2 separate regions of the Mus musculus genome follow, and region 1 is linked to region 2. A link is a contact called in ENCODE Hi-C or POLR2A ChIA-PET data. All regions are on one chromosome and are shown on one strand. Each heading gives the region's core, a stretch centred on a gene start or an enhancer-like site at or near the end of the contact. The rest is flanking DNA. Distances are from core to core; before and after follow the strand shown.

Region 1 (2,700 bases), core at 167-2,666, 41 kb after region 2:
AGACACCTGAGCAGACACATCCAGCAGTTACCCACCCTTAGTGCTGGGCAGCCCAGAACCCTTGCTTAGAGGTAGGTGATGCACAACCTCTCCCAAGTCCTGAGGGAAATCACTGCCCAAGACCTCACAGGCCCTGAGTCACTCCCAGCCTCCAGGTAGCTGTGCAAGCTTTTCTGTTTATTCTTCGCCCACAGCAGGAGGAGCAGAGGGGATGAGAGCTTTCTTCACCAAGGGAAACTGAGACCTATGAGGCTCAAAGGATAGCATGCCCTGATACAGGTCCAGGACAATTCTAGTAATACCTTTAGAGGCGACCCTGATGGGAGCCATTCAGAGGCTGATCCATGAATTTCGAGCACAAACCCTGGTAACATGTAAATGCCCTTCAGATTCAGTAAGGGTGAAAGAAAGCTACAGCGGAAAGCAGTGTGCCCCTTACCAGCTCCCAAGTCAGACATAACAAGTATAGGCAAAACCAAAGTGCAATCTATAGAGTCCCTCTGTCCTGTAAACAGGACCCCCACCCTTGACTGTCACTGCCACACCCACCCAAGGCCTCTAGAAATGAGCATCAGGCTGCAAAGCTGGCCTTGCCCCGCAGGTCCATGAAAGTCTCTGGACCGATTACTCCAATTCTACTGCCTCTCCCTGGAACAGGCACAAGCTGGCTTGGGGACAGACAGGCTGGGGCTTCTGATCTTGCCAATAAAAACAAGTCCTCCCTCCCCAACCTAGCAGCCTAGCTTCAGCATCCTCTTGGGGTTCCTGGCTTCTTTCCTTTACTGCCACCTGTAAACACCCACGTCTGACCTCCATCTCGGTCAGCGTCTTTCACCAGACTCCAACAGGGAGCTGACCAACATCACATGCACACACACGCGCGCGCGAGCCCGCGCACACACACACACACACACACACACACACACACACACACGCCCCTCTTCATGGTGTGTATGCTGTGTCGCATCCGCGCACCCGGCAGGGATTTCTGTGGACTGTCACCCTACCTCCCAGTGAGCCCAACTGCTTGGTGCGATGGGCGCGCGGAGCTCACCGGGGCCATCAGTGCTTTGCCAACACACACATCCACTCTCACAGCATCCTCTCCAATTCCACGCTCAGTCACACCCAGGACTCGCGTCCAGATGCACGCCGGCTGTGAAATTACAACCTAGCCCAGAGCCACTGACCTTCCCACACTCCCGACGTGGACAGAATGTCAATAGTCAGTCCTGCCGGCTCACCCAACGCGCGCGCTGGTCGGCGCGGCGCCCACAGCTCTCCATCAGGACCGAGCCCCCTCCTCCTCAACGCGGGGTTCCCTCGCAGCCCGCCCAGCCGCGTGCACCGTCACCGCGGCGCGCACACGCGCACACCGGCCGGCACAAAGCTGCGCCCTGCCACCCGCCGGCGGCCGCTCGCACACCTGGCGGGCGCGCCCCCGGCCTACGGAGCGCGCACACGCAGTCTCTGCCCTAGTCCGCTAGATCCCGCACTCCCGTCCCTCGGGGCTTTTCGGAGCTGGGTCCCAGCGGCGCCCACCGCGCAGCAGCGGGAGACCGGGCTGGGTTTGGGATACGGCGGTACTAATCGTCGAACGCCCTGAGGGATGCTCGTGTCCGCGCTGTCAGGGTATTGCCCCGGGGCGGCTCCTCCTGAACAAAGGCGCAGGGTGGGGCAGGTCCTGGGGATCCCAGAGAATGAAGGGAGAAGCCCACCTGCCCGCAAAGGTTCCTGAATCATAGGGCGCACGACACTGGGGGACTGAGAAGCTGAAAGATTCCTGGATTCCTGGTGGGACTCTCCTGAAAGTGTGCTATTGGAACTTGGAAGTAGGAGATCAGGGACTGCCGAAAACCCTGACGCTGACCCCTGACTGGGACGCGACAACCTACAGCTTTGATTCATTCCCTCCGAAGACTCCATCCCATCTTCCACCAAACCAAAGATGCTCCTGAACTTGAAGATGTTGAGGGACCGATGTTCCAGACATTCTCCGTAACCCCCACAGCAGGCAGCCTCTGATGCGCCTCCATTAATGGGAAGCTCATTCCCTGGAGGCAGCACTCCGGCAGCTTAAGCCCGAAAACATCTTTTATTTGCACGGAAATCTTCCTCAGTCCTAACCGTTGGACATAGCTCATTCTGTTCTGGCCACGATGTTCTGCGTCTAGAACATACCTCACACTTACTGTTTTCTTTGCAGAGATATAGTCTTACATCGGTGTCCTGCGCTCCCCTCCCCTAGCTAACGCTCTCATCACCACGGTCTCTGTATGGCTGCCCCTTTGTGTGGTCCAAGACCTCTTTCCATGCAAGTCACTTATCTGCGTGCCCTATTTTAGACTTCTGAGCAATCTTATCGGCTTGACAAACTATCTCCATGTTTGCATACTGATGGTTGGCCTTTCACACTCCAGTGTGTGTCCTATGTCAGGCAGAACCCTTGCCTGGACCACTCTAACCCCAGAACCTGGCCCAGAGCACAGTCACAATGCTCAGTGTTAGAAGGAAGTAAGGAAGGCAGGGACGGTGGACAGACCACAGTCTGGATCCTGAAATGCTAAGTACCGGGCATTGGAGGTTCTGGCTTGGGATCCAGTAGGGGAAAGGAGCTGTCAAGTGCCCACGGAACCAACAGACAGACAGCTTTACAATAGAGAGAACATCTCCTTCCCTTTGGATCCTATCCTGAGCACT
Region 2 (2,700 bases), core at 76-2,575:
GAGGCTGTTTGCTGACCACTCGTCTAATGTAACCCCAGGTCTGGCATGGTGATACACACTTATAATCTCAGCACTTGGAAGGTAGAGGCAAAAGGATAGGTCAAGGCTCATCCTTGGCTACATAGAAACCCAACGTGAGACTGAAAAAGCCCTAAAATAAATAAATTAGAAGGCCCTATCCTCACTGTTTCCTTCCCACAGGCCATTGTCTGGAAGCACATAGTCCCGGGCTCTCACCACAAGAAAATACTACAACACCTGTCCATTTGTGCAACTACACTCAATAAACTTAGACTGCTAGCATTGCTGGCTATGAGACTCTTCATTCATCCAGGGTAAGCCATCCTGAGCTCAAGGACCCAAGTTCAAAGGCCACGGGGATGAATTGCAGATTTCCATTCGTTCTATGTCTATGTCAAGGGCGTCACACTCCCCCACACACCGGCTTGACCTCACATACACAGCAGACCCGCTTTGCAAATCCCCCAAGCACGAGACCCCAGTTTCCATGGAACTCCTTTCACACTCTGAGGTGTTGTCTGAGATGGACCGCTAGTGTAGCCTGCAGCCCTGAGTCACCATGAGATTCAGCCCCACGCTCCTCAGTAACACATTCATGGTGCTTTGGCCTCCCTATGCCAGTCTCCAGGGAAGCAGCTCACTTCACCTGTCACCTTAGCCCCACATTCAGTGAACGCCCTGAACAGACTTTCCCATACCCCTACAATACATCCTTCCACAGTCTCCCACTGGGTCGTGGAGAAGGACACACTGCTTAGGAAACAGCTCCTTACACTTCCTGACCCCGAGTCCTGGATGTTCTCTCTGTTCCAAACTCCTAGAGAATTCTCTTTTCGGCTGTCATGTGCTGTCCCTCCAAAAGGAAGTTCCCACTCCTCCCAAATCTTTACAGGGATTACCTCATGCTTTGGGGTGACTACTAAGTCTCTACAGCCTGAACTCTTTGCAGGCGAGACCATTTGCAACTGACTCCTCGTTATCTTCTGTAATAGGACTGAGCAAAGGGATATACTGAGTGCCTTTTGTATCGCCTTTAGTGTGTTAGCTTATTTCATCCTAAACATCCCCGTGAGACAGAGAATCTTGTCATCTGCACCTTCAGGGTCAGGAGGTCAGGGCTCTGCCCTCACATGACCGCATCAATGACTAACCGAGCCAGGATTCAACAAAGGAATCCCAGCCCCTGAAGCAGGGCGGGCTTAAAGTGGGTGCTCATTGAATATTCATGAGACATGGACAACCTACATTCCTCCTGCCTCTGTCTGACCTTGGCACTGACAGCTCCATCAAAGGCACAGAGCACTGGTGTGCTTGCTTCCCCAGCTCCAGTTCTGACCCAGTTGTCGCAGACAAGTTTCTTCCCCTCCCTTCCTCCTGCCCAAACCTTGAACAGAAAATGATCCAGCTGGGACCAGCAGAAGAGATGCTCTTGGCAAGCCTGAGATTTCTGTTCTGTTCGTTTGTTTTCAGAACACAAGTCTCTTTAGAGCACAGCCTGGGGGGCAGGCTCTACAGTAACAAGAGTACTGCCCTCCTCTTTTTTGTTCTTCTTTCTGATTAGTTTTTTGAGTGAGGGTCTTATTATGTAGCTCAGAATGCCCTTAGACTTACGGTAATCCTCCTGCCTCTGCCTCTGGAGTACCAGGATTACAGGCATGCATCGAGCTCACAAGCCTAGATGTGGATGGGAAGGTGGCATGGTAAGTTTGTAACTGAGACTAGACACTGGACAGAGGCACCTCTGGAAGATTCAGAAGTGCGGGTACCTCAGCCCACTTCCTTCTGGTTGTCTTCCTCCTCTCTGTGACCAGTGCACTATTTCTAATTCATTGCCACTGTGTCTCCACTCTGTTTGCTCAAAACACGGTTATCTTTGCACTCTTCCTGATGCCCCACTGACGACAGGGCCTCTCGGAAGCACGGCCACCACCTCTTTTCACCTTGACTGGGTTTGTGTGAGCATCCTGAACTAAAAATACAGAAGGGCATACAGGCACAGGTCCCTGAGGTCTGAAAGCCCACACCAGTGTGTATCCCCAGGACCCCTGCCTGCAAACAGTGGTACACACTCAACACTCACAGAGACTAAGAAAGAAAAGACAAAGGTAAAATGGTTCTCTCTCTCTCTCTCTCTCTCTCTCTCTCTCTCTTCCCCCCCCCCCCATCCTTCTTAAAGTATCTAAGTGTTTTGCCACCATATATTACATACCTAGTCCCTAAGAAGAGGGTGTTGAGTCCCCTGGAGCTGGAGTTACAGATGGTTGTGAGATATGTGATGTGGGTGCTGGAAACTGAACTCAGGTCCTCTGAAAGAGTGGTGCTTACTCTACTCTAAACTGCTGAAGTGTCTCTCCAGCCCAGCAAGATGGTTTCAACAGAATTAGAATCCTAGTAAATTCCTGAGCTCATACCATGTGGGTAAAACCCTTAGGCTCCCCCTTAACAAGACCAGATGCCATCCCATTCCAGTGAGTTAGCCCTAGATCCACAGACAACACAGGGGCACATCTCTGAACACAGCCTTCCCATTGTCTGGAAACTAGCATGCTCCCAAGGGAAGACGGGTGTGCATCAATTCCCAAGGTGATGGGGCTTCCGTCAGGAACTTGGGATTCTGGGGGGGGGGGGGGGGTCCAACCAGATGTCACAATACTCAAGAGCTGAGGCAGGAGAATCACC

Evidence for each region. Hi-C counts contacts between places; a loop is a spot of excess contacts on that map. ChIA-PET counts read pairs that join two places held with the same protein, here RNA polymerase II (POLR2A).
Region 1: a map of left cerebral cortex shows a loop between it and region 2 (2.5-fold over the local background). The contact joins the promoter of Rap1gap2 here to the enhancer-like site in region 2. A Hi-C loop is called at or near these places in 2 of 37 maps with a recorded cell type or tissue (both left cerebral cortex). POLR2A ChIA-PET finds 5 or more read pairs at or near these places in 4 of 5 experiments (Patski and embryonic stem cell).

The regions. Positions count from the first base shown.
Region 1 is chr11:74,588,770-74,591,469 of GRCm38, forward strand. Rap1gap2 (RAP1 GTPase activating protein 2) reads right to left here and starts at 1,417. Exons shown (of 25, transcript NM_001015046.3): 1 at 1,191-1,417.
Region 2 is chr11:74,547,783-74,550,482 of GRCm38, forward strand. The region is part of intron 2 of Rap1gap2 (RAP1 GTPase activating protein 2); the gene reads right to left. Among named protein-coding and RNA genes, the nearest start is that of Rap1gap2, 41 kb to the right of the region's middle. Within about 2 kb of position 1,326, at least 1 of the 3 ENCODE cell types and tissues checked has a DNase peak (open chromatin) inside an H3K27ac peak, as active enhancers do; it is left cerebral cortex, where a contact is called at or near this core.